7 separate regions of the Mus musculus genome follow, and all the other regions are linked to region 4. The links are chromatin loops, found by intact Hi-C in ENCODE. Cell type or tissue: heart. All regions are shown on one strand.

Evidence for each region. Peaks named below come from ENCODE experiments on the same cell type or tissue, not always from the same donor. Only the 100,000 strongest peaks of a DNase experiment are listed, where the experiment ranks them.
Region 1: a loop joins it to region 4, with 2.9 times the contacts of the local background. A loop is called at or near these places in 8 of 42 quality-filtered maps.
Region 2: it touches region 4 in a loop (2.7-fold over the local background); 4 of 42 quality-filtered maps call a loop at or near these places.
Region 3: it touches region 4 in a loop (6-fold over the local background); 13 of 42 quality-filtered maps call a loop at or near these places.
Region 5: a loop joins it to region 4, with 4 times the contacts of the local background. A loop is called at or near these places in 2 of 42 quality-filtered maps.
Region 6: it touches region 4 in a loop (4-fold over the local background); 15 of 42 quality-filtered maps call a loop at or near these places.
Region 7: it touches region 4 in a loop (3-fold over the local background); 2 of 42 quality-filtered maps call a loop at or near these places.

The regions. Positions count from the first base shown.
Region 1 is chr3:103,277,441-103,281,440 of GRCm38, forward strand. Trim33 (tripartite motif-containing 33) reads left to right here and starts at 1,853. Exons shown (of 20, transcript NM_053170.3): 1 at 1,853-3,006. The coding sequence starts at 2,439. In heart, no CTCF peak of the experiment used is centred here; DNase peaks (open chromatin) are centred at 2,211 and 3,071; H3K4me3 peaks cover 2,996 bases; H3K27ac peaks cover 2,508 bases.
Region 2 is chr3:103,035,522-103,039,521 of GRCm38, forward strand. It overlaps Csde1 (cold shock domain containing E1, RNA binding), which reads left to right. Exons shown (of 19, transcript NM_001161854.2): 3 at 3,171-3,369. The coding sequence starts at 3,171. Among named protein-coding and RNA genes, the nearest start is that of Csde1, 17 kb to the left of the region's middle. In heart, no CTCF peak of the experiment used is centred here; no DNase peak of the experiment used is centred here.
Region 3 is chr3:102,713,002-102,717,001 of GRCm38, forward strand. No RefSeq gene overlaps it. Among named protein-coding and RNA genes, the nearest start is that of Tspan2, 20 kb to the right of the region's middle. In heart, a CTCF peak has its summit at 2,174; DNase peaks (open chromatin) are centred at 2,340 and 2,480; H3K4me3 peaks cover 470 bases; H3K27ac peaks cover 1,040 bases.
Region 4 is chr3:103,168,098-103,172,097 of GRCm38, forward strand. It overlaps Dennd2c (DENN/MADD domain containing 2C), which reads left to right. Exons shown (of 19, transcript NM_001384113.1): 19 at 1-1,641. It overlaps Bcas2 (breast carcinoma amplified sequence 2), which reads left to right and starts at 3,558. Exons shown (of 7, transcript NM_026602.4): 1 at 3,558-3,768; 2 at 3,851-3,943. The coding sequence starts at 3,676. In heart, CTCF peaks have their summits at 1,893 (motif pointing left) and 3,638; DNase peaks (open chromatin) are centred at 1,864 and 3,604; H3K4me3 peaks cover 1,100 bases; H3K27ac peaks cover 1,561 bases.
Region 5 is chr3:102,955,390-102,959,389 of GRCm38, forward strand. Nr1h5 (nuclear receptor subfamily 1, group H, member 5) reads right to left here. Exons shown (of 11, transcript NM_198658.2): 2 at 2,931-3,053. The coding sequence starts at 2,994. Among named protein-coding and RNA genes, the nearest start is that of Gm22826, 5.3 kb to the left of the region's middle. In heart, no CTCF peak of the experiment used is centred here; no DNase peak of the experiment used is centred here.
Region 6 is chr3:103,056,143-103,060,142 of GRCm38, forward strand. Csde1 (cold shock domain containing E1, RNA binding) reads left to right here. Exons shown (of 19, transcript NM_001161854.2): 18 at 203-335; 19 at 744-2,044. The coding sequence ends at 791. It overlaps Nras (neuroblastoma ras oncogene), which reads left to right and starts at 2,143. Exons shown (of 7, transcript NM_010937.2): 1 at 2,143-2,298; 2 at 2,763-2,890. The coding sequence starts at 2,780. In heart, no CTCF peak of the experiment used is centred here; a DNase peak (open chromatin) is centred at 2,159; H3K4me3 peaks cover 1,750 bases; H3K27ac peaks cover 1,502 bases.
Region 7 is chr3:102,961,499-102,965,498 of GRCm38, forward strand. Nr1h5 (nuclear receptor subfamily 1, group H, member 5) reads right to left here and starts at 2,635. Exons shown (of 11, transcript NM_198658.2): 1 at 2,590-2,635. In heart, a CTCF peak has its summit at 1,787 (motif pointing right); no DNase peak of the experiment used is centred here.

The DNA.
Region 1 (4,000 bases), 110 kb after region 4:
AGCCAATGCATTATAATATATTTATATAATATTAAAAATCTACTTATTATTTAAGCTAGTATATATTTTATTAATTGCAAAAGTTAGGGATGCCGGGCATGGTGGCGCACGCCTTTAATCCCAGCACTTGGGAAGCAGAGGCAGGCAGATTTCTGAGTTTGAGGCCAACCTGGTCTACAGAGTGAGTTCCAGGACAGCCAGGGCTACAGAGAAAACCTGTCTTGAAAAACCAAAGCCAAAAACAAAACCAAAACAACAACAACAGCAACAACAAAAAGTTAGGGATATGTCTGAAAGCACTTTGTAAATTGGAAATTTCTGCTTATGTACTGTTGTATTTATTACTGGAATACCAATGTCCTCCTCCGTGGTCCTGGAAATACAGAAAAGCTGGTAGATAATGATTAGATGCAGAAATCCTGTTCTCTTTGATACTTGTGGTTTTTGAACTTAGTGACAAAGCATATGGAAGTTAATGTGTTCTTTGCATACCTTTGCACACCTCAGTGACATACTTCCTCCTGATACTTTCAAGCCGTTCTGCTCCCAGGTGACCAACCATTTAAATAAATGAAACTATGGAGGCCATTCTTTGTTTTTGTTTTTTCTTTTGGTTATTTTGAGACAGGGTTTCTCTGTGTAGTCCTGGCTGTCCTGGAACTCACTTTGTAGACCAGGCTGGCCTCGAACTCAGAAATCCACCTGCCTCTGCCTCCTGAGTGCTGGGATTAAAGGCGTGGGCCACCAGGCCTGGCCACATGGAGGCCATTTTTATTCAAACGACCACAAGTGTTATCTCCTATTTTTCCTTTCCTTGTTGAAGCCATTCCTCTCACACTAATTCCAGGGTCTCTGTTTGCCTTAGGCCCTTTGTTTTTTGCCACCTGCTCCTGTCTGGAATACTCTTGTGCAAGCCAGGTTTCTTCACCTTATCAGCAGAGCCCTTGCTCAATCAGCACAAATCCTTTACACTCGCCTTATTTTTACTCCAAAGCATTTATCATTTCCCCCGACATACTCTCCATGTTCATCCTCTAAACTGTCAACTTCTTGAAGGCAGAGAGTTTCTTTGTTCTCCTGCAGGAACCCCAACGTTTCTATCTTAACACGAAAGTCAGAAGAGATTTTGAAGGAATTGATGAAAAACGCTTTTCTGTGAATTTAAAAACTCACCCAAATAAATTTCCTGTATAACTACGGTCTAGGACGGGCTTGTGAGACTCACATTAAAACAGCTGTTGCACTTACATCATTTCCCCTCCCCCATTTCTTTTTGGAGGCAAGGTCTCCCTATGAAGCCTGATGCTTAAGCTGGCCAGGAACTCAGCAGTCTCCCTGCAGGTGACTACAGGTGGGCACTATATCAAGTTACACTTGTTCTGGCAGCACTGGCTAAATGAAGGTCTGATGGCAGCCTGAGGCGGAGAGGCCCGATACCAACAAAACAAAACCCTTTCATAAAGCTTCTAAGATTGAGGTGGTGAGGACAGTCAGCTGGCCCACCCGGGGACGCCGAGTGAGATTCTCGGGATATAATATTGGTTAGAAACATGGTCTCCCAAACTGGCACATCAGCCGCAGGGACTTTTCAACATTCATCTGGTTTTCAACTTCCTGATTCTGTTTTGGGGTGTGGCCCTGGCATCTCTGTTTAGAAAAAAGCTCATTTGATTGGCTTTCAGGTATGTAGCAACGTTGGAGAATCACCTTAAGAAGCTAAAAATAGCTATTAGAAGACTTCTGTCTCACCGCAGGAGCCTATATCTGGAGACTTTTGGGGTGTGTGTGTACGTGGTGGGGGGAACTCTGCGCAGCCGCTCTCGGGTGTCACAGCCCTCTAGAGAACGCGGTCCAGCAACACCCAGCGAAGACCCAGGTGGTCCGCACCTCCTCGGTAGGAGGCCTCCGCGACCAAGCGCGCGACAGGTGAAGCTTCCGCGGTGGCGCGCCCGTCGCTGGGGATGGCGTCGCCGTGGAGACGCTCGCTCGGGGGCGAACGCAAGCCGGCCTCCTACTCCTGCATGTTTTCCCTCCCTTCTTCCCGCACCACCGCGGCTTCGGCGCTAGCAGCCACATCATAGAGACCCAGTTCCACCAGCTCCTACCGAGCTACACAACTCCAGCCGGGTGGCAACAGACCACACCGAGGCGCGGAGCTGCATCGCGGTCTGTCCCGCGAGCGCGCGCGGCCGGAGTTCCCGCCTCCCTCCGGAGGACGTCGGTGCGTACGTGCGCGTGCCCACCCCTCCCGCCCCGCGACGCGAGGGCGGGGGCGCCGCGTGCGCGCGCGCTCTCGTGCGTTCGCTCGCTCGCTCGCTCGCTACTTCGCTCGCTCTCGGCGGCCGCTCTTGCTGTGGCTGCGGCTGAGGCTGGGGGCGGCGGCGGCGGCGCGAGCGGCGGGCGGCGCGGGGCGGTCCGGCGGGTTCAAAGAGGAAAACATGGCGGAAAACAAAGGCGGCGGTGAGGCAGAGAGTGGCGGCGGGGGCAGCGGTAGCGCGCCGGTAACCGCCGGGGCCGCCGGGCCCACGGCGCAGGAGGCGGAGCCGCCTCTCGCCGCGGTGCTGGTGGAGGAGGAGGAGGAGGAAGGCGGCAGGGCTGGCGCGGAGGGCGGTGCGGCTGGGCCCGACGACGGGGGGGTGGCCGCGGCCTCCTCAAGCTCGGCCCCGGCCGCCTCGGTCCCCGCGGCCTCAGTGGGCTCCGCGGTCCCCGGAGGCGCGGCATCGACGCCGGCTCCAGCTGCTGCCCCAGCCCCGGCCCCGGCCCCGGCCCCGGCCCCGGCCCCCGCTCCCGCCCCGGCTCCTGGTTCCTCGTCGGGGCCACCTCTCGGACCACCAGCCTCGCTTCTGGACACCTGCGCGGTGTGTCAGCAGAGCTTGCAGAGCCGGCGCGAGGCGGAGCCCAAGCTGCTCCCCTGCCTGCACTCCTTCTGCCTGCGCTGTCTGCCGGAGCCGGAGCGCCAGCTCAGCGTGCCCATCCCTGGGGGCAGCAACGGTGACGTCCAGCAAGGTGAGCAGCAGGCCGCACCCGGGAGAATCTGGTGTGGCGGCTTGGGGTGCCGAGGGTGCTCGGACGGTGCAGTGCAGAGAGGTCTCCGAGACGAAAGCTACGGCCCCGGGGACGGTTACCAGAGAAGCTGCACCGCCGGAGATATGGGGAGAGAGAAGGGAGGGGTGCCGGCTGCGAGGGGCTGGGGGAGGGGATGCTGAGAGGGAGGTTTGAGGCGCTTCTGCAGAGGGTGGACTAAAGAGACAGAAAAGGGGTGTACCGAACCCTCCGTGAGAAGTGAGTTGGGGTGGGAAGGCCTGGTCCGACAGTGTTGATAGCTAGGGGTTGGAATGGATTGCTTATTGGCCTGTTCGGTTAAGAGAAAGAGCTACCGATTAAATGGTAATAAAAGACATTGGAGTCCTTGGGTTAGAAGAAGGCACTAGGGTGACATTGCGATGAGGAGCTTGGTAAGTGATATTAGTTGTGAGGGGCCTGCGTGGTTAAGGGGAAATCCTGGGATTTGAGGATGAAGAGAGGAACTTGGAAGGGAAGAGTGTCAGGGAGAGTTGGGCTTATGTTATTTCATTTGTTATGCATTAATAGCTCAAGTATTCAGGGCACTGTGCTAGAACTGAATAAAATGCTCAGTGAGGACTCCTTCAGTCCAGTAGTGGAACCCTGTGTCACCTGAAGCAGTAGAGGTGTGGGTATCATGGTTGTGGCATTAGAAGGAAGGCCTGGCTGGAAAGCTTGAGTGACCACTTCGCGGGGGCGGACAGTATTCCCAGCACAGGACACTTTCTACAACTCTAACTAAAGGATGGTATGTAAGATGACTGGAAGTTAGATTGGATTAATTGGCTACATAGTTAAGGAAGTCCATCCTTCCAGTTTCTGGAAACTGTGTTTGGATTTGAGATGCCATATTGGATTTTTCTGTTTCCTAGAAAGATCTCTTGTGTAGTACTCTAGCAGGGTACTACATGCCCATTATGAAAGTGTTTCTATATAG
Region 2 (4,000 bases), 130 kb before region 4:
TGGAGGATTGTTTTTGTTGTGCTGTTTTCTCCTGTTTTGTAAAACAGGATTTTATTATAGTACTTGCTGGCCCCCAACTCAGTAATACGCCTGCTTTAGCCTCTCAAATGCTAGGATTATACACGTGAGCTATCATGCTTGACTTTTTATTTTTCCTTTGTTTTGTTTTAAACTTCATCCTATTATAAATTATCTCAGGGGCATTATTTATGGAGTGTGTTTTAATGTTTCTAATATAAGTCCGGCTTATACATTAGATCTTATTAAATAGTCATGTCTTTCATAATGAGGTTGAATAGTTAGTTCTGGGAATAAACGTGTTGATGTCCATGTGCTTTGCTTGTGCTTTGCTTGCCTTCCATATATATACATTTCTTTCTGCTGACAGTGCCTCTGCTATGGAGTCGAGCCTAGATAACTAAATGTGTAGGGCCATTCATTCGAGTATATTTCAACTATAGTATACTGAGAACAAATGAATAAGAAAGAGACTTCACTGTCAACTTAGTGAGTTTGCAGTTTAATTTTCAGTAATATTAAGTTATATAAGAAGTATATTTGATATATCAGTTTAGTGAGATATAAGCTACATTTATATAGCTCATATTCATATCATATAGTAATATTCATAGAAACTAATTTTTATCTTGGGCAGAACCATAAATGCAGTATTCTATTTTCCATTGGGCTATAATTGATAATAGATTCTGTTTACTGTTTGGAAATTGAAAAGAAATTTGGAACAGTGGTCTCCTTATTAGCCACTAAAGTTCTTTTTTTGTTTTGTTTTTTGAGACAGGGTTTCTCTGTATAGCCCTGGCTGTCCTGGAACTTGCTCTGTAGACCGGGCTGGCCTCTTAACACAGAGATCTGCCTGCCTCTGCCTCCACCAATGAGGGATGAAAAGCATGTGCTAGCATTGTGCCACTAGTGTTCTTAAGACGTTTGTAAAGTTCCTTATAACACAGGACTGTTTAATGTATCTGAGAGAACCTTTCAGTTGGACGTTTATTTACTCTTGTACTTGTTAAACATTATGCTATGTTGTCACAGCTGCTTGACATGGAGAACATGCTTACCGTGTCATCAGATCCTCAGCCCACTCCTGCAGCCCCTCCTTCACTTTCTTTACCTTTATCTTCATCATCTACCTCATCCTGGACAAAAAAACAAAAGAGGACCCCCACATATCAGAGATCTGTAAGTCAGGAAAGGAGTGATTCAGTTTGTCTTGCATTGTGTTACACGCATGGCTTATGGGGGCCACGTCGTCTGGTTGAAGTGCCAGTAGGCTCAATTTATAGCTTCCTAATCATTTCTTTGACTTTGACTTTTGAAAGATTAACTTTCGGACCCTGCTGTTGTAAAAATGTCTTAAAGAGTGAAGAAGCATTGCTTGCCTTAGATCTTGTTGGAAGAGGAGAGTTTATACCCTTATCTTCACTGAATCTGACTCTGCTGTTTTAATTAAATTGTCAAGTGGCTTTAGTTGGAGAATTTAAAGCCAGTTGTGTGGAGGTGGACCTCGTTTGAGTTGTCTATCAGTGAATTTCGGCCAGTGGTTGTTTTCTACATGGTAAAATGGGCATAGTGTATTGTTTTTGTGAAAATTAGGTTAATACATTTCAGAACAGTGGCTAATACAAAGGAAATAGAACCCAATTACTAACGGGTGTGCATTGATTTGCATATTTTGGACATCCCATGTATTAGTGTATTATTTAACGGTTTATCTTTTTTTTCCCTTTAATATAGGGTTTCTCTCAGTAGCTCTGCCTCTTATGGAATTTACTCTGTAGAGTAGGGTGGCTTGGACCTCTCTCAGATCCACCTGCCCCTGTCTCCTCAATGCTGGGATTAAAGGCTTGTTCCACCACCACCTTACTTAACCATTTATTTTTCAAGAATTTTGGTCCTTGGGACTGGAGAGATGGCTCAGTGGTTAAGAGTGCTGGCTGCTCTTCCAAGGACCCAGGTTTGATTCTCAATACCTAGCAGCTCGCACCTGTCTGTGACTCTGGTTCCAGCAGATCCACTGCTGGACTCCGGCCTTTATGGAGAGTAAGCAGTATGTGATACACAGACATACATGTAGACGAAACTCCCATCATTCACATAATAAAGAATATTGGTCATTGAAGATATATCTTTTTTAATAATTGCCCAACATTTCATGGAGCTAGAAATGTTTATGTCATAATTTCAATGCAAGGGACTTTTAAAGTTAATGTAAAGACTTAGAGCTAGTGCTTCTGTGGTAAATTACTCAGCCTTTTTTGGATGCTTATTCCATCTTATGCTTCTTTTTTATTTTTCTTAGGATTAATTTATTTTATGTATATGGGTACATTGTAGCTATCTTCAGACACACCAGAGAAGGGTTTCAGATCCCATTACAGGCGGTTATGAAGCCACCATATGGTTGCTGGGAATTGAACTCAGTACCTTTGGAAAAGCAGTCAGTGCTCTTAACCGCTGAGACATCTCTCTAGCCCCTTAGCTTCTTTCAAACTTAACAAATAATTCATTTTTATGATTTATGAAATCACCAAAGTAAAAAAGTATTTGACCTAAACAGATTGCATTGTATTGTATTGTATTGTATTTCAGTAACTCCTTTTTCACTGAAGAGAATGTTTCATTTGCTTTATTATATAGCTCAGAATTGATCATTGAAACAGATGACATTAGAGATATCAGTGTTTTCTTAGCAAGAAAAAGGTTTTGAATGTCCTTAGAAATTAACTAAACATTGTTAGACAACTCTATGGCTAGGAATTTGTATTGGAGATATTTTTGACTCATAATTTTCAAATTTTTTTCCCTCATAATTTTCAATTTTTTCCCTAAGGACTTGAGTGTGTGTTGTGCTACAATTTTTAAATTTGAATTAAATATTGAATAAGACATTTATTGTGTTAATTTCTGCTAACTTTATGAATTTAATCTGCATGACTTACCAAATAGTATTAAGATATTTTCTTAATCTGGTAATTCTAGGTTACTAGTTTTTATATTAACCACTATTATTTTAAAATTGCTTCAGTAATTTAAAGTTAATGTTAAGAACTTTCACTAAGTGTTGTTTTACCTAGTGTTAGTATTGTTTGGGGTTTTTTTTTGTTTTGTATACATAGATCTATATATATTGACTTTTTTTTTTTAAACAGATGAGCTTTGATCCAAACCTTCTCCACAACAATGGACACAATGGGTACCCCAATGGTACTTCAGCAGCACTTCGTGAAACTGGGGTTATTGAAAAACTCTTGACCTCTTACGGATTCATTCAGTGTTCAGAACGGCAAGCTAGACTTTTCTTCCACTGTTCACAATATAATGGCAACCTCCAAGACTTAAAAGTAGGAGGTAATCTGTCAGCTCACTTTTGAACTTTCTACTGTGTGTCTGCTTGTTCCTGATAGGACTTTTCAGTCTGTTATAAGCCAGAAAAGATGAACATATTAGTTTTGCTTACTACTGAAATATGTGCCCTAATTTTTACTATGGCAATGTCATTTTGAGATCTGAAAAACTTAACTGGTAAAAAGATATATTTGAGGTTTGTTTTTTTTTTTTCTTTAGATACTTAGAAGATTTAAAGGAATGAAATTATAAGATTTCTTAAACTAAAACAACAAAAAAAAATCCCAAGAGGCTAGAAAGATGCCACAGTAGTTTGAATACTTGATACTCTTGTATAGGACCTACGTTCAGTTCCTAGCACCAACCTCAGCGCATACATACTCAGTTGCAAGGCATCTGATGGCCTCTTCTGGCCTTTGTGGGCACCAGTCACCAAATGTTGTCTGCATACATACATACGAACAAACAGGCAAAACTCTGATTCACATAAAAATATTCTTGAGAATGAACTTAGAGCTGTGGCTAACATGAGTATTTGGTGTGTACCAGATGCTGGGGGTGCATGCTGTTTAGCATTATTTTGTTTAATCCTCTCAGCAATATTGTATGTTAGAAATTATTCCATTTTATAGAT
Region 3 (4,000 bases), 460 kb before region 4:
GGGAGACGCAAGGCTGAAATAGAGAAGGTGCTTTGAAAGAAAGGGAAGGGTCTCAGGAGGGTCCTGTGGGGGCAGGGGACTTAGGTGAGCTCACACCTCTGAGGAAGAGCTTTTGCTGTCACCTGCACCTCTGCAGAGGCTCCCAAGGATGAGGGGAGAGGAGCAGATGGATAGCTGAGAGGGACAAAAGGTTGGGAGCTGGATAAAATCAAGAAGCATTGATTCTCTCTCTCTCTCTCTCTCTCTCTCTCTCTCTCTCTCTCTCTCTCTCTCTCTCTCTCTCTCTTTGTGTGTGTGTGTGTGTGTGTGTGTGTGTGTGTGTGTGTGTGTGATCACAGGCTTCCTGAGCCCACATCAGCTTCATGACCTGAGGATAACATTTTTTCCCCTTTGTAAAAGAAGAAAAAAAAAAAAGGAGGGATTTCAAAACATTAATAAGAGAAAGTACCTGCCCATCTTACCGAGATTGGCCAGACACACTACCCTCTGGGATTTCTGAACTCTAAGTGTCATCCCCCCCTCTCCCTCCCCCGAAGGGAATGTTTCAGTGACTCTCCTTTGAAGTGTTCACACTTTGCCTCCAGTGAATATTTATTTGCCTTTGAAACTTTCTGTCATCTTCGATGAGAGGGGCTTTCATGAACCTCCTTCTGACCCAGGGGTCCACCTCTGCCAGGAAGGGAGCCCAGAGCTGAGCACTGGACCGACAGGCCTCACGCTGGTCCCAGCTCTGCCTTTAATACCTTCATGGAGCTGCCTGAATCCTTTACCTCTCTGCCTGACCAGAAGCTGCCCTTGTGCTGGGTAAAGCACAAATCACCTGTGGGAAACATCGTCCAGAATACAGCGTCAGCCCCAGCCTCATCTCCAACACTGTAGACACCCAACACACTGCAGATGTGATAAGTGGGGGGGGGGGATCACAAACCATGTCATAATGCAGACAAAGACAAAATAAAATGTTTGCTTAGAATCTACAGATGCTCGGGGCCTGCTGAGTGACACAGGCCATTGGAAAGCCGGAGTCTCTGAGCCATCTCTGTGCGCTCCTGGCTGAATCCCTCCCTGGCACACACAGTTTGAAGTATTGAGGGGACGGCCCAGGGACTGGCAGCCAGCTATTTATATTCTAGCTGGAGCAGAAGCAATGCACCCTGGGAGAGAGTCCCGAGTAGTACCTATGGGGGTAAGAAAGGCTTGAGTCACACAAATGAGGAGGAACCCAAGAGACAGTGCGTGCTTACAATATAGAGTAGTGGGCGGTGGCCTTTATTCTTTGGAAAGAAGCTTTGGGGAACCTATGACCTCTAGGACTTTAAGAACATGGGAACCTGAAAGGCAAGGAAAACAAGAAGCCCAGACAAGAGACGGAGCATGAGCTGAAGATGTAGACGCCTCCTAAGGCGGTGGCTCTCAGCCTTCCTGATGCTGTGACCCTTTAATACAGTTCCTCGTGGTGTGGTGACCCCCAGCCATAAAATTATTTTATTGCTACTTTATGACTTTAATTTTGCTATCTTTATGAATTGTAATGTAAATTTCTACGTCTTCCCATGGTCTTCTGCGACCCTGCGAAAGGGGTTGAGTCTCTATTCAAAGGCTGAGAGCCCCTGCCCTAAGGGCTGAGACAAGCCTCTGAAGCTGGTAACAGGAGCCCAGGACCACTGCTCTAGGACAGTTCAGCAATGTAAATAAGAAGGAAACTTAGCCTCTCCAACCCTGAGGACCTCAAGTGGCCGGTAGCTCTCAGTAGACTGATGAAACCCTTCCACTTCCTCAGCCCTGAAGGGACTCCAGTCTCTGGTGACCTGCTGTAAAAAGCCTGAGAGTGTCAAGGCACCTAAGGTGGATTCAGCTCCCACCGCGATCAGAAGTATCCATGCTGCCTGCTCAGAGGAGGCCAGGAAGGCTGGGAGTGGCCTTAACAAAAGGCCCAAGTTCTCAGAAATTAGAAAGCATTGCGTGCTAAACCACGTTGATTGCTCCATAAACCGACTCCCTTAATGCATAAACAGCAGTGTGAACTGAGCACTGATGGCTACCGATCTTGGACCCACTCGCGTGGACAGTCAATGTCTTGTTGAGGAGACGTGAGACAAGCACTCCCAGACAATGAGTTCTTGAGTTCATGAGATACACGCAACTTGTCAAGTCCTTGCAATGCTTCTTTCTGACAGCAGGGGGGAGCCAACACCTGGTAAACGCCCGGGCACACTAAACCTTGCCGGTGCAGAAGAAACTGCCAAAGAAACAACCAGGAAATGATACCTTGGAAAGAACTGAAACCCAAGCAGGCTGGAAATGGAGGCAGCTCAGGCCCAGGTTTTGTAGGTGTTGCGGCCAAGATTATCGATCCCCCGAGTAAAGCAAATGTCAGCTGGGGAAGTCCAGGCTGGCCTTTAGGGTGACTGTTGCTCCGTATCTTACTCTAGCACCACAGACAAACACAATCTATTTCCTCTTTCTTTCTGTCGTGTCTGAGCTCACTCCGGTCAGGGCTAAGCCAAGCTCAGAAGAGGCAAAGACCTCAGGAAGGAAGTGGAAGGGGATTGGCTGGCTTCTTCCAGTTCAGCCTTACTGCTTGTCACTAACGTGTCTCCTCATATTCAAATTCCAACCATCCGGCTTTCTCCTCTTACTGCAGTATGTGGAAGTGTTCTACCTGGAAGAGAAAAGCTCAGGCGATCTCTCTATGCTCCCATTTTCTCCTTTGTGAAAGGAATATAAATATAAATATATTCGATGACAAAAAAGAAACCTGGACCGTGAGAGGCACGCCTCCAAGAGGTGAGAACAGAAGAAGCTACGAGAGCCTCCTTCTATCTCAGGTGTCCACCTCTGCCAGAAAGGGAGCCGGAGCTGAGCACTGGACCGACAGCCGACAGGCCTCGCGCTGGTCCCAGCTCTGCCTTTAATACCTTCATAGAGCTGGCTGAATCCTTTACCTCTTAGCATGACCAGAAGCTGTCCCTGTTCTGGGACCAGAGGAAGGCAAATGTGGGAACCCCGTGAGAGCACAGGCTCTTAGCTGTGTGACCTTGAATGTGTTGCTTAACCTTTCCTAGCCTCAGGTTCCTCTTCATCAAACGAGAAGTGGGGGGATGGAATGAGATGAGATTTAGTGGGTCCTTAGTGGTGACAAGTGATAGCATATCCCCTCACCACATTAAATAATAGATGGAGGCGCACCAGTTGGCTGGTGCCTGCAAAGTGTCAGGCATTATAATGAATTTCAAAAGTCATAAAATGATAAATTTTTTTGGATTTTATGCTCATTTAGCAGTTTTCTGCTTGCTTTGACAGTCATTTCTTTGCACATTTACCAGAAACAGGTAATATTCAGCAAGACACACTTCACTATCATTTAAAGGATGAAAATACTAAGATTCAAGGAGATTAAATGAATTAGCTAAAGTCCAGCCACTCAGGAAAAGAACCAGGAAAAAACGACTCTTCATAACTCTAATTACTACCTTCAAGGATATAATAATAATACTATCATGAGATGGGACTTAAGAGGAGACCCTAATCAAGTTGTATAGAATGAAGTCAAACAAGGGCACAACCGGGAAGGGGGAAGCATGTTTGCTAGAACCATGGTACGTGTTTGATCAAGCCAGCAGCCTTCACTGTCCACTACAGGCAAAAGCCCCAAAGAGAACAGACGGCACTTGGCTCTCTTCATGAGAGAAGAAAGCTGGTACCACAGGCTCATACCTCAGATGAATTATGAACCTTATAAACACATTTACCCCAGCAAAATGTTTTGTGCAGGCTGGGTGCTATGTCAGACACAAGAATCCAGTCACAGAGTCGAACCTTTGTGCAGCTTAGCAACCAGCAGGCAGGTGAACAATGAACAGATAATTCACCCAGAGACACACAAAGTCCTCCTTTAGCATCCACGGGACCCAGGATCCTGCCCAGTCTGCAGGTACTCAACTCTCACATGGAAGATGCTACGGTGTTTTCATAACTATACACATTCTCCCAGACACTC
Region 4 (4,000 bases):
ACAAATCTCAAAGATCTCACAGAGGTCCTCCTGCCTCTGCCTCCCAAGTGCTGAGATCAAAGGCGTGCACCGCCATGCCTGGGCTCGTTATTTTACAGTGGTGTTTTATCTTTGGTTACTGATGGGTGCAAGAGCCTCTGCTTTGTGCTTGTGGTTGTCCTTTACAAGGAGAAGACTCAGAAATACTTGGTGTTGAGTTCCTAAAAACAATGCAAAGATGAGATTGACAGAGAAATAAGGAGAATAATGAGAGTTTCAGGTACTAGGGAGACAGACATGGAGGACACCATGGTCACACGATTCTCATCACTGAAGCATCATATTGCTTTAAATACGTGGACGGTTTGTGCTTTCTAATTCCAGTACTGTCACCATTGATTAAACCCCCCTTTTGTCCCATGTCCTATCTTGGAGAATTTCACTCATGTTAGAACTTTAAAAAAAAAGCAGACACCAGGCATGGCCTCCTCAGAACACGTGTCCTGCTGGGATAGCTTGCTTCTCATATGTCAGCATTATGCTTTATGGAATGGAGCCAACATTAAAATGTCCTTTTAAGGACATAGCTATCTGAGTTTTGGTGTTTACAATTTGCAGCACTGTGATAATCTACATGTCATCTTATTCAAGCTTTAGATCAGCTTCATGATATTCTACAAGAAACTGGAGTTCAGAGAAGCTAAGGAATTTGGCCAGTTATATACAAGAAAGAACTAAGCCAAACACTTGACTTATGAACACATACAAAGCTGGTTAGTCCTACAGCTGTAAATGAACTCTTTATAGTGATGTTTAAAGTTCTCTGTGGAGCACACCAGAGCTTCCTTTTTGGCTCTGATGAGACGTTAAGCTATGGGGGTCTAGACAAGGTTTGTTCCTTTGTTTCTTCTTCTGCTGCTGGGGATAGGACCCAGGGCCTTTTGTGTGCTCTGCCACACTGGTTATTTTTACATCGGTGTGAGTTTTTAGTGTTTCCTAAGCCTCTTCATCAACCAGATGCTGAAAATCTAAAGTAGGAGTAGCACCTGGGAAAGGGAGTTTGTCAGTGAGGGTACAGTTTTCATTGATAAGTGAGAAATGTTGTGGTAAATGTCAGTTGTTTTCTGTAACCTTTGCCCACTGCTTTACCTGGCATGGAAAATACTCATTCAGACTTGGAAAGTGTTGTTTGTTGTACTGGGATACAACTCACTGACTTGTATAGTATTGTCATTGTCACTCATACTAGGGTGTCTGAATGAATCCATTTAAGACTGGTGCTGTGCAATATAGTTCCCACACATGGGTCCAGGGAAGAGAACTGAGTCTGTCCTTTCAAATGTTAGTGCAGCTCACCCAGGGGAGCTCCTCCCAGACAGCTCTCTCCTTTCCTTCTTCCTACACTCCAATCCCGATGGAACAATTCATGACTGGTTGTTTATAAGATGGGGAAGGAGGGTTTACTGTGGTCAATCATGACTGTCCCTCTGCAGGGAGACTGCTTTTGGGAGAGTCTTAACCTTCTTAAGATCTAAAGCTGCTTCCTTTCCTTGAGTTTGTTGTAATTTGTTTTTGTAAATGTTGTGAATTCTAAATACGTTTGTAAAAAGAATTGTTCAATATTTCTATCAAATGTTTACAGATAAAGGCATTTTAAAAAAATTCCCACAGATCTCTTGGAGAATTTAAAACAAATGCACATAAGATGTGTAGTGGTTACTTTTCTATTGCAGTGATAGAACATTGACCAAGCAACTTAAAGAAGAACATTTGCCTTGGCTTACATTCCAGGGCTGAGAGTTAATTCAGGTGGAGAAGCATGAAGGCAGTAGCGGGAGAGTTCACATTTTCAAAGGGCAACTTGAAAGCAGAGAGCAAAAGTAACTAAACCTCTGCAACAGCGCCACCAGCTGGGGACTGAGTGTTCAAATCCCTAAGCCTATGTATGAGAGGCAGTTATCAAATCACAACACACACACTTTACATAAACCCATAAACAGCACATTTACACAATGTAAATTCGTAAATACTCAAATCCAGCTTAGACTAACCAGGATTATAACCGAGATCAACTTTTCCAAAGCTCTTGGTTGAACGTACACTGGATAGCTTATATAGTCTCACAATCTTTTTTTCATTACCTCTTAGTCTGGAAGATATTTTACAAAGAATGTATGCTAACTACAGCCTGAGGGGTTGAGAGGCAACGTGGAGTAATATTTTATTACCACAAATCCTAAAGGCAAAAATGATTGGGTTTTGTATAGGCCCTAAAGACAAAAAATAGCAAGATTTTCTCATTATTTTATCTGATCACAGCCTTCCCTCCCACCTATCCTCCTACTCCCTCTCTTCTCTCCTTTCCCCATCTTCTCCCTTTCTCCTCAGAGAAGGGGAGGCCTCCCGTGGATATCAGCCTTGGCATAGCAAGTTGCAGTAAGACTAGGCCTATCTTCTGTTGAGGCTAGACAAGGCTGCCCAGTTAGGGGAAGGGGGTCCAAAGGCAGAGTCAGAGACAGCCCCTGCTCCAGCTGTTAGGGGTCCCACAGAAGCTGCATATCTGTTACATGTGTGTAAGGATCCAGGACTGTCCATTGCAGCCTCTTTGGTTGGTGGATCAGTCTCTGTGAACCCCTGCGGGACCAGGTTAGTTGATTCTGTATGGCTTTTTTTGTGGTGTCCTTGACCCTTCTGGTTCCTTCATTCCTTCCTCCCCTTCTTCCACAAGATTCCCAGAGCTCTGCCTAATGTTTGGCTGTGGATCTTTCCATCTGTTTCCAGCAGCTGTTGGGCGAAGCCTCTCCTGTCTGGAAGTGTAGCAAAACATTAATAGTGTCAGGGGTGGGCTTGCTCTCATGGGATGAGTCTCAAGTTGGGCCTTGATCATCCCCTCAGTTTCTAGTCCATCTTTATCCCCACACATCTTGTAAGCAGGACAAATTTTGGTTTTGTGGGTAGATTGGTGTCCCCATCAATCCATTGGAAGTCTTGCCTGGTTCCAGGAGGTGGCCATTTCAGGTCCTATATCCCCTGTTGCTTCAAGTCTTATGGTCACCCTAGCATATTCCTGTGAGTTTCCCTTTTTCTGGGCTTCTAGCTCTCCCCTGAGTTGCCTCCACTCCAAGGCAGAGCTTCTAAAATGAGGCATTTTATAGTTATAATTACAGTCATGGAAGGGATGAGGTGTTTGCAGTGCTGCGGACTGACCTGGTTTTGCCATTGAGCCGCACCCCTCAGGTTGTTGGATCTAAAAATTTAATTGGAAAATAGGCGCACATTTCTAGTTTCTATAAAAGAACATTCTTAAGGGACCGGCTGCGAAATGAGGATAAAGCAAGGGAGCGCTAGAAGCCCAGCACTATGTGAGTCTAAACAATGGAAGGTTAAAGGATGTGGAAAATATATTTCTCCCCTCCAGCCAAGTCCAGCAACCACCTCTTCCGAAGTCTGCCCTACCCACTCCTTCAAAAAAAAAAAAAAAAAAAACGGCACCCATACAAAGAAAGGCACCCCGGCACGCCAGCACGTGATGCTTAGGCTTAGAGCCTAGTGGCTATAATTACCAACTGCGCGTGCGCCCGAATCGAAGCCCCAAAGGCAGCGGCGTGTGTGACGTCATTCCAGGCGCAGGCGCAGTGGAATTAGAACCGAGGCTGCGCAGACTCAGAAGGCGCTCTTGAAGCCTAGTGCCGCGCGATGGCGGGCACGGGCTTGGTAGCCGGAGAGGTGGTGGTAGATGCGCTACCATATTTTGACCAAGGCTATGAGGCACCCGGCGTGCGGGAAGCGGTGAGTGCGGGTCATGTGCGGCGGGTCCGCCGAAGGCACGCCGCCCTTTCCCGCCGCGACCCTGGCCTGTTCTCGTTCTTAGGCGGCGGCCCTGGTGGAGGAGGAGACGCGCAGATACCGACCTACCAAGAACTACCTGAGCTACCTGACGGCCCCGGATTATTCTGCCTTTGAAGTAAGTGTGCCTTTGAAGTAAGCCAGGAGGCTTGCGGACTTTGATACGGGAGTGAGG
Region 5 (4,000 bases), 210 kb before region 4:
GTCCAACCCACATAGAACTGTTGTGCATAGCCATGGCGCTGTTTGTATTTTGATCATAATTCTGCTTCTCCAAGAGAGGTTGCCTGGAAAAAGGAGTGAATCACACACTTCGTGTGACCCTTCTAATGAATAAAGATTGCAAAGAAAACCAATCACTGGACGAGTAGGAGAAAGGGAGGAGAAAGGCTTTTGGACTGGAAGGATGATGGAGCAAAAAATGTAGGTAGTGGAGACCTCCAGTTCAGGATTTAACTTAGAATGGCTTACAATAGTAAGCCTTTTGGATCTAATAAGAATGTTAGTTGCTGTGCCCAACGATTGTGTTGCCTTTTGATTCTAAACCAAGATTGTGTGGTGTTTTCCTTCACACGGCAACTTGACTGAGTTCCAGACAAAAGGTGGCACCCCAGGCAGCCACAGGAATTTGGAAGTGTGGGGCTGGCATGGCAGAGACCTGCCTTGGGAATTTAGCAAGCTGGGTGGAGAGATTTCAGAGCTCCTGGTCAGAGAGTCTCCATGAGATAAGAACAAGGCTAGCCGGTGCCTTGCCAGAGATAGCATGGATTGCATTTTTTAATATTTCATGCTACATAGAACAGTGCCTCTTGGCCTAATTTGGTAATGTCAACTTAAGACCCATTTCCTGGGGGCACAACAGCTGCCTCTCCCAGTTTCACAGTAAGGGACCTTAAAAGAACATCTTTACTCAATAAGACCTTGTCTCCAAAAAATGTTTTTTATTAAAAAAAAATAATAATAGGATGTCCTTTTTGCTCCCTAAGCCTGTGAATTTGTTTCCGACCCCACCATGAAGCCAGCTCTGATAAACCTTTTATCTGAAGAACAATCCAACTCCAAGCACCTACTGAGCCACGCCTGTCTCTCTAACCTTGACAGTTATAGCTATAAAGTACAGCCAGGCTATAAACAATATAAATTAACAAATTAACTTACCCCAAAAGGAAAAAAAAAACACACATTTCAAATAAAACAAAACAAGAGCAAACAGCCTTTTGTCGGACTTCTTTAAAGCGTGTGGAGAGCTTTTTGGGTGCCGCTTGGCAGGAGTCTGGCATTGGCCATGACAGGAACATAAGCCCAGGCAGGAATCTGACATTAGGGCATAATAAGGAAGTAGGTTTCGGCAAGAATCTAACTTTAAGGTATAATAGAGAAGTAGGGTAAGGCAGGAATTTTAATCTTAGGGTGCAACAAAAGATCCCACAGAACATTGAAAATCATCCCCACAAGTCATTTGCAGCCCAATAGCATCCAACCCCAGTGCAGGGTACAATCAAATAGCTCGATACAAGAAAAATGTTTCTGGGACGATAGCTCTCTAGTAAAGTGTTCGAAGAACATGCCAAGATCCTAGGCTCAATCCCCAGCACCACAAACCAACCAGGGAAAAAAATCAGTAAAGCAGTTACCTATTTTTTAAAAAAGAAAAGGGCCCTTGCTGGCTGACTGTCCAAAGCAAATCTTTCTCACTCCGTGGAATGAGAGTTTAAGTTCCTTTGAAAACTGTGTGTAAGATTACATCTATAGCATTGCTATAGTGTTTGTGTAGAAATTTCTAGTGCTACCTGCATTCTTTTTTTTTCCATTCCTTTCTGCTTTATGAGATTTATATTAATATTAACATTTCAAGCATAGGTGAGGCCTGAGGAGATAGACCAGTAGTAACTAAGAGCCCTTGCAGCCCTCGCCAAGAGCTCAGGGCTCAATTCCCAGCATCCACAGGGTGGCTCACAACTGCCTGTAGCCCCAGCTTCTCACCTTCCCAAGCACCTGCACTCACGTGGTACACAGAGACTCACAAAGTCACACACAGATATACACATAAAATAGAAAAATAAGTAAACAAATCTTATCATTTTTTTCAAGTGTTGGAGAGGAGGCTCAGCTCTCCTCCCCCCGCCCCCCTCGAGACAGGGTTTCTCTGTTTCCTGGCCTCAACTCAGAAATCCTCCTGCCTCTGCCTCCTGAACGCTGGGATTAAAGCGTGCACCACCACTGCCCGGCCAAGGCTCAGCTTTTACAAATGAGTTCTATGTATTCTTGTGGGGTTCCTAACTGTGCGCGGTGGCAGCGGGAGGGAAGTCTCTGGCTCTTTTGCCTGCTTGTGGGACCCCTTTCTTCCTACTGGGTTGCTTAGTCCAGCTTGGATGTGATGGTATGCGCACCTAGTCTTTTCTTAACTCCTTATGCCACATTCAGTTGATGTCCCTGGGAAGCCTGCTCTTTTCTGATGGGAGGAAAAAGGGGTGGATCTAGAGGAGAGGAGACGTAGGGGGAGAGACTGGGGGTCGGGGGGGGGGGAGGGGAGGGAAACTCTGGTCACGATGTAATGCATAAAAGAAGAAAAGAATGTATTCTGCTCTTGCAGAGGACCGGGATTCAATTTCTAGCACCCACATTGCAGCTCACAAACTCCAGCTCCAAGCAAATCCAATGCCTCTGACTTCCATGGGAACCTGAGCTGCAAACACACACACCATTAATAAATCTTCAAAAAAAAAATCTATCAACCATAAGTACTGTAAGTTTCATGTACAATTTGACATAAAAGCTTGCCTCCATCTGTCCTTAAAACTAACTTCAATTTTTGTGAGTTAATTCTTCTTTTAACTGAATACAGTATTTTTTAGACTTATTTATTTTGTGTGTGTGGTGTGTGTGAATTTTTCATTAATATATGTCTGTGTACTTCTTGTGTGCCTGGCACTAGAGGCGGCCAGAGAAAGGTATTAGAGTCTCCAGAAGTGGAATTGCAAATGGTTATGAACAAACATGTGGGTGCTGGGAATCGAACTCTGATCTTCTGGAAGAGCAGCCAGTGCTCTTAACTGCAGAGCCATCTCTCCAGACACACACACACACACACACACACACACACACAAAGAAAATATTTTATTTTTATTACATACCATAATACTGTGTGGGTTCAGCGAGGTAGTACCCATCAGACGTAGCAACATAGGTATTTGCCATTCTCTGGTCCAGCTTCTAGTTGTTTCCTTCAGCAATGCTAAACACTTTCAGAACAAAACCTAAGGGGGAGGATTGTAACTTACATTATCAGACTACTTATGACTTTATTACATTACAGTGTAAAGCCAGGCATGGAGGCACATGCATGGGATTGCAGCACTGTAGAGACTGAGGCAAGGAGAGTGTCACTGTAAACAACCAGGACTACATAGTAAGTTCAAAACCAGCCTGAGCTACATAGCAAGATACTGTGCCAAAAAACAACAAAAAGTTACAATGGCTTTTTTTTTTTTTTTTTTTTGATGAAAACTTTAAGCTGGCTAGCTGACTCCTGGGGTACAGAAGCTTGCAGCAGAAGCCTGGCAACCTGAGTTCAGTTCCCAGGACCTGCAAAAAGGTGGGAGGAGAGAACCAATGCCACAAGGCTGTCATCAGCCCTCCACCTGTGTTCCACACATGCACACACACCCACATACATCACATGTACACACACACATATTAGCAATTTTTTAGAAAAAAGTGAAATTTGCAGAATTTATAGATGAGACTTATATTTCCATTATAATCAATAAGTTTTTTTATGTTTTCAAACACCAAGTTATTTAATTTTGCCAATTTCTTATTGCTCAGCCTTTAATTGGTTTTTGGCAATAACCATTAGAGGCATACTGAATTTGAAGTTAGAATTCAAACATCAGTTCACCACTTACTTTTGGGTAACTTATTACACCTTTCTGAACCTTAGCTGTAGCACGGACAAAGCTGTTGGTGTCTGAGAAACTCAGCACAGCTCCTAACAGTGATGGAGTCCCCAAAACTGTTACTCTAGGGGACTGGAGAGATGGCTGTGCAGTTCAGAGACTTGCTGCTCTCCTATAGGACAGAGATTGGTTCAAGCTTACAACTGCCTGCAACACCAGTCCAGGCAATCCAGCACTCTCTTCTGGCATGCACACACACACACACACACACACACACACACACACACACACACACACACACACGA
Region 6 (4,000 bases), 110 kb before region 4:
ACAAGTCTAGGATTCTTTATAGCTCCAATGCTGTTGAAACTCTGAGCTGGGAAGTATATATAAACTTGTCTGTCTTGTCTTGCTAGCTAAGATGAGGCAAGAAGAGTCTCCCTCATTAAAAGTGAGTCATTTGGGTAGGGAACATACAACTGCTTGCCTTCTTCCCAGCAATTGTTGGTTCTTCTCACTTTCACTCTTACAGTGAAGGCCCCAAAGCTGTTGCAGCTCCTCGACCTGACCGGTTGGTCAATCGCCTAAAGAACATCACCCTGGATGATGCCAGTGCTCCACGTCTAATGGTTCTTCGTCAGCCAAGGGGACCAGATAACTCAATGGTATGATTTCATTAGGGATGTGAGGGAGGTCAACTAATAATCTTACTTGAGCTTAAAGAAGTTAGTGAAGCAAGCAAGGGTTGCTTATCACTAATTTGGACTCCCTAACACATTAATTCAGACCCTAATAGAGTAGATGCTTTCTATAAGAAGCACTTCTTTCCGTTTTGAGATAGGGTCTCATATGTAGATTAGAGTGGCCTTGAACTCCCCACTCTCTGCTTTGCCCATGGTAGGATAACTGATTACACCAAGAAGTGCATTTCTTGGTATATTCTATTTAATAAGTTTCTTACTCTTAGGAGAGAATTGGTAGTGGATATGATAAATACTTTCATAGTTGATTTTAGAATTGTATGTTGTGATTGTCAATACACTCAAATCATTAACTGTTATATTTCTTCATAGGGATTTGGTGCAGAAAGAAAGATCCGTCAAGCTGGTGTCATTGACTAACCACGTCCACAAAGCACATCATTAATTCACTATGGTCGAGTTGGGGGGATTCTGGTGAAGGGTTCTGAATATCTTTCTCTTCATCCCTCCCAAAATCTGGAATACTTATTCTATTGAGCTATTACACCAGTTTTAACACCTTCCTCGTGTTATGTTTAAAGAAAAAAATAAATAAATTTAAGAAACCATTTTAAAATTATGCACAGTTGCAGCCTGGAAAACTTAAAGGTGGCGCCTTATAGTGTCAATTTAGGAGCTTTATTTGGTGCATTTAACGCAACTGGTAATTGCAAATTCCACTTGGCCTGTGTAAGTGAACAATGCAGACTGTTACTTTGTTGGCCCTATGAAATTCTGCACTCTAGTCAGTATATACTCTACCTTCATGACTTAACACTCAGCTGCATTCTTTTCCTATTTTTTCCCTGTTCATTATGCTTTAATTCTGAGGACCATATGAAGGTAGAATATATTACCTTTAAAAATTGCAAAAATTTATATAGCAAACGATATTCTTAAGTTGATGGCCAAATGTTAAAATGTTATTTTCATATCATTTATAATCTTGTCACAATCCACTTAACGAAGTTTGATTACATTTCAGTGAAAATTATCTTCCCGAGTAGTTTTTTTTTTTTTTTCTTCCTGGGATGGGGGGGGTAAATAACTTTACTACAATTAGTATGTGTGGTGCAGAATTTCATGCAAATGAAGTGTGCCAGCAGTGTGATAATTTAAACATATTTAAACAAAAGACGAATGCACAAAATTGCTGCTGCTTAGATCACTGCAGCTTCTAGGACCCAGTTTCTTTTACTGATTTAAAAACAAAATGAACAAAAAAATAATAATAATAAAAAAGTTGTGCCTGAAATGAATCCTGTTTTTTTTAATAAATAGCCCCGTGGTTCCAGTGCCCTGTTCAATACAGGCACTTGATCCTTGGTGTAGCTTCTGTTCAACTTTGTATCACGGGAACGGATTGGCCTGATTTCTCGGCCTTCATCTTGAATTGGCCCCAAACAGGGTCCCTGGCAAGTGGAGTGAAGGCTTTTTGTCTAACAATGACAAGGGTCAGCTCAGGGGTTGTCGGGGAGGGCGCTTTCATCTTCCCCGTTGTCATTTGAGGTTTTGAACTCTGGGTAAAGAGGCCGTTTATCTTTGTAAACACAAAACATTTTTGCTTTCTCCGGTTTTATGTTAATGGCGAAAGAATGGAAGCGAATAAAGTTTTACTGATTTTTGAGACACTAGCACCTAGCGCTTTCATTATTGAAATGGGGGCGGGGCGGGGCTGGACTGGGTGCGGCCGGCTGCAAGACTCTAGTCGTCGGCCCACGTGGCTGGGGCGGGGACTGGGGCGCCTTGGGCGCCTAGTGATTACGTAGCGGGTGGGGCCGGAAGTGCCGCTCCCTGGCGGGGGCTGTTCATGGCGGTTTCGGGGTCTCCAACAGCTTCTCAGGTTGAAGTCCAAAAGCCTCCCGAGGCGGGGTCTGCGGAGTTTGAGGTAAAGCTCCGGCCTGCCTGGCGTCGGACTTCTCAGCGTGTGAACGCCTGGCGGGGCGGGGAGACGCGGAGACTTGGCGAGCTGAAACAAAGGCTTGGGTGGGGGACTCTGGCTGGCTCTGGGGTGATTTTCGGAGCCGGAAAGGGGAGTTTCGGGAAGTGGTTGTGCCAGGCGGACCCCAGAGCTTGGGTTTGCAGGAATTGGAAGAGGGGGGTTCTTTTCCCGTAAACTGAGGGCGGGGCCGAGTAGATTGAAAAAATAGTCGCTGGTCTTTAATCCAATAATCTGGCCCGCACTCATCTGCAAGGAATGCTATGTTTCTGAATCACTTTGAGAACTTAGTGGAAGGCCACGTGTATCGAATGGGTGCCTTAGAAACAGAAGAGTTTGGTAAACTCATAGAAGCCCTTGAAGTATTGTAGGTTTGGTTTGCCAGTTTAATCGTAATTGCTGCTTTTCTACAGGTTTTTGCTGGTGTGAAATGACTGAGTACAAACTGGTGGTGGTTGGAGCAGGTGGTGTTGGGAAAAGCGCCTTGACGATCCAGCTAATCCAGAACCACTTTGTGGATGAATATGATCCCACCATAGAGGTGAGGCCCAGCCCCTGCCTGGCCCTTATCCTCACTTTGGGCTTTCTCTTGCCCATAACGGCTCTTTGAAAGTAAAGAGAAGAGAAAGCAAGGAGGTATTCCAAAAAAGCAGTAAACAAGTTCGTGCTTACTGAGGATTTCCTTTTAAAAGAACACAGTTTTCATTGTTTCTTTATGTCACAGCTCTTTAATAGAAACGTAGGTCACAAGGAAAAAGATTGTAGGCGATCATACAGTGAGGATAGAGAACTCAGAGCTCTGGATAGTCTGAAGTTGTCATTTTTGATCTAGTCCAGATTGAGTTGGGGTAGAAACAAGTTGAGATTTTGAGTCATTGTATCTAGGAATTTCTTCACAATTTAGTTACGGATATTGAGGAAAATCACCTAAATCCTTACAAGTCTCATATTTCTATATGACGTTAAATTTCTATCACTTCCCTGGGATTAATGGTGCAGGTATGTATAAGTCCAATTTGTAAGCATTCAAGAGGCTGAGGGAGGAGGTTTCAATTTCTAGGCTTGCCTGAACTACTTACTGAGGCCCTGTTTACAAAAACCAAATATTTTTTTCATGTGTAAACCTGTTCTAACACACAGGAATGTTAGTTAAATTCAGATGTCTACACAGGTTACATTTTAATATATTCATGAAACAAAATATAAGCACATTTCCAAAACCACAGATAAGGTCTTCTAAGTTTGGACTATTATATAATAAAAATAAGAATTTGGCCATAAATCCATACTAGATGTTTCTGGTTTTGTTATTTTTTATTAGTGGTTTTGTTTTCTTTGGTTTTTTGTTTTTGTTGTTGTTGTTGTTATTGTTTGTTTGTTTTTTGTTTTTGTCTTAACCTCATAACTCAGGCTGGTTTTGTTTTTGTTTTGTTTTTTTTTGAAACAGGGTCTCACTGCACTACCCTGGCTGGCCTGAGACTTGAACTCACAGATATAAATTCACCTGCCCTTATGTCATGTGTGCATGCATGCGTGTGATTATGTATGTGTATGTTTGTTTGCTATTCATGCTACTGTTAGCGGGTTGAGGGTAAATCACATAGGTAGGCGTATTCATCCTGGTTAATTACATTTCTCTGGTTTTAAATAA
Region 7 (4,000 bases), 210 kb before region 4:
GCTCACAGGAATACTTGCATCCCTTTTTTTTTTTCTCTTGTTTTGTTTGATTTGGTTTTTAGTTTTGTTTTTCCAGACAGGTTTTTTTCTATGTAGCCACATGGCTGTCCTGGAACACATTTTTGCAGACCAGGCTGGCCTTGAACTCTCAGAGATCTGCCTCTTTGTCTCCTGAGTGCTGGGAGTAAAGGCGTGTGCCACCACACCTGGCACTTGCATCATTTTCTACCCCAAAATTTTCACAGAGTTCCAGACCTTTCATATTTAATTTTGCTACAACTTGGGGAGGGAGGTGTTTGAGGTCTTTTTTGGGTGTTGGGGTTTTTTTTGATGCTGCAATGTTTTTTGATTTACAAGGTTTTATAACAAAGTTCTTAAAATATTTAATAGGAGTATGGTACATATATAGCAAAATAAAACTTTCAAAAATAAAATATGAATAAAATGAATTTTAAAACATGCTGTAGTATTAATGAGACACAGCTTTGTGTGAAGACACTTGCCCTGGAGAGTGATGGCCTGATGCCTGGCACCGCATGATGCAAAGAAAAACCACCTCTCCAGGGCTGTGTTCTACCCTCCTCACACACTTCATGCCACATGAGTCTGCACACGCACACACACTCACAAACATAAATAAATAAACAAACAAACATAACATAATGTTTAAAACACTCAAGTAGATTTCTAGTAAACTAGAGGCATGAGAAAATTTCTGCCCTGCTAGAGAGCAAGGGCCCTGTGGATCTGGAAGGACTCTGTCTTGTTATCTTTCCTAGTGTAAATATTTATTTAAAACAAAATAGCTTAGCTAAAACAGGACCTTTTATCAAGATGAGCAACTTGATATGGACAAAATCTGTTTTTCCTTTAATATCTATAACTTACTAAAAAGTGTACTTTTCAAAAATTGTCACTGGTAGGTATTCTGCTAAAAATATGCTTAATTCTACAAATGCTTTTGCATTTCCTTCTCCTTAACCAAAAAATTGGTCTCAAAGATTTTTGTCTGTGTAGAGTTTTAACAGGAAGAAGAAACCCTGACTCTGGAAAACTAGGTGACATAGTGGAGGTTCACACTGTTGAGATCTACTCTTATAGCGTGTATCACCTGAATTCTGAATAAATGGAGTCGATTGCTTCAGAAGAAAAATGTTTTCATTTCCATAGTACCTCTTAAAAAAAACCATATCATTACAAAAAATGGCTTACATGGCAAAGTTATTCTCTGATGCAAAAATTGTAAAAAAAAAAAAATAAAATAAAATAAAAATAAAAAAATAAGACTTTTCATGCTGATGCACCTTTGAGCCAAGGTTCCCAGTCAAAATTTACCCTAGTCAGAGAAAATCAGGAGAATGTCTTTGAACAACAGAAAATAAGGTTTATTAACTCCTCTATGAGAGTTTACTTTAGAATATAGAAGACTCTTGCCAACGTGGACTATTAACCTATAGTTTTGATAGTAATTTATTGACATATAAATTTTTAAGATTTATTTATTATATATATAAGTACACTGTCGCTGACTTCAGACACACCAGAAAAGGGTGTCAGATCTCATTATGGGTGGTTGTGAGCTACCATGTGGTTTCTGGGATTTGAACTCAGGACCTTTGGAAGAGGAGTCAGTGCTCTTAACCGCTGAGCAATCTCGCTAGCCCTTATTGACATATAATTAACTCATGAAACTCAACCTTAACTATAGAATTCAAAATATTCACTTCTAATACAACTGTCATCACCACACAACTCCAGAGCCCCTGATGCCTTCAGCCCTCAAATCCAGCAGGGGTCACACCTCACCTCCTTTCCCAAACACCTGTCATCGTGTCTCCTCCCTTTTCAACAGATTCATCTAGTCTAGATATTTCATGCAAAAAGGGCCATAAGGTTGTGCATGTAGTTTTGAAAAATAAAGGGATTTGATTCGTTTTCTCTCAAATAAATTTTATGGATGAATAATGATAGCAAAAGAGGAAACATGCTAATATTAAAAATACTGAAACTATAAAATTAATACATTCTATATTTCAGGAACACAATTTGTATGTATTTCTCTAGTCTAGTCTTTATATCATCATAACAGTTTCAACAGACGTGTCAGATACAGCATAAGTTTCATGGTGTGTTGGATCTACTTATACTCTTGCCTCTCAGGACAAAGCACATTATCAGTGAGCTCATGATTTAAAAACAGGTTTCACTCAGCAAGTGAGACAGTGAGCATCATCCCTGGATGGATCACATTAACAGGTCAATTGTCAACTGAGTTCAACTAACACTCCAAAATCCCTCTGAGCTTCTATCGGCAAGAATGAAATTACTTTATAATCTTCTGCAGTCCACACAATTTCTTATTTTTAAGGAAAGTGGTTTTCAGGGTTTACCTCTAAATAACAATCAGCTCACTCATTTTTGCAAAATAAGAACTTGTGGTGGTAGAGGTTAAAGCCCTCAAAAATGTCTTTTTAACAACACTGTACAGTTTAGTATACACCCAAAGCAACAATGAAATTAACACTCGTATTTAATTCAGACAGCAGAAGATTTTTAAATTGTCTTATTTTAGAGAAAACAAATACTCACAATTGGGTAGTGTTCCTGCAGTCTGCCCTCCTCCTCATGGAATGAGAAGAGAAATGTAGCAAGTCCGTTGACTTCCCAGCTGGGCAGAGCAGGCACTTCCCTGCTTATCAGAGGCTGGACAGGGGACGTTGCATCCACTTAGGCTCCAGACACTCTGCAGAGCAGTGCCTCAGCTCTATCTCACAGACAAACTTCCCACACAGTCCTCTCTTGGGTTAAAACAGGGCAATTACAGGCTGACATAAATCAAAATATAACCGGTCCATCAGGGACTGAGGCCTTTGGGACCTGCAGGTCCCACTCTCCAGAGCTTCTTACTGTTTACTTAACAAATGCTTTGTGTTCTGAATTTTATATTCTTCCACTTTAGCTATAAAACATTGGGTCTCTGCAAACCAGTAAGTAATGTATGCAGAAGTAGGGAGAGCTGTACAGAAAGAACAGGGGTCCACATTGATTGAAAAACCCATTAACATAGGTGCTGGGACAGTTCAATTTGTTTGTACTGTATCTTCTTTTTTCCTACAGAAAAAGAAGTTGCCTCACCAATTAAATGTATGGATAATGGTTTATAAATTAGTACACTGATCAGTGTATATATTACCCTGTGTTTCCTTCCTCTTCCATAAAAAAAAAATGTAATATAAATAAATAAACACCAGACTCTAGTGCTTGCTTAGGCTCTCATAGCTAATTAGTAAGAGATGAGATTCCATGAAAGTCCAAGCAAATAGCTTTACTATTGTTTTGTAAGATGCCACTTATATAAACCAAGTGTGTTGGACACTAATCTCATGACTCATCCCCATATGGTTGTGGTGACCCCCAACCATAACATAATTTCTGTTGCTACTTTATAACTGTAATTTTGCTACTGTTATGAACCATAACATAAATATCCCTGTTTTCTGATGGTCTTAGGCAACTAAGAAAGGGTCATTGGACCCCTGAAGGATGTCGAATCGCTGAGAATCAGGTTGAGAATTGCTGCTTTAAGGCACTGTTGGGAGGCATGGTTACACAGTTTCACTGTTAAACTCTGATTTTGTTGGTCACATCTTCTCTGACGGAAGGCCTCATCTGCTTTGTCTGAGTTTGCAGTTGTTACACTCATGATGAATTCTAGTTCCTTGTTTCCACAAGGAAGAATTCCTGATGAAATCTCCAAGTCATGGCACATTAAACTGTGTTGCTTTCATCTTTGTTTTTGTTTTAAATTGAGTCCAAGCGTCATACAGCCCAGGCTGACCACAAACTTGCAATATTACTCAGGACAACCTTGACCTCTGATCCCTCTGCTTCCATCTCCCAATCTCTGGAATTATAGGCTTGCAACACTGTTCCCTGCTGGACCAACTTGTTTGTTTTTCTGTTTTGTCTTTTTTGTGTTTATTTTTGTTTGTTTGTTTGT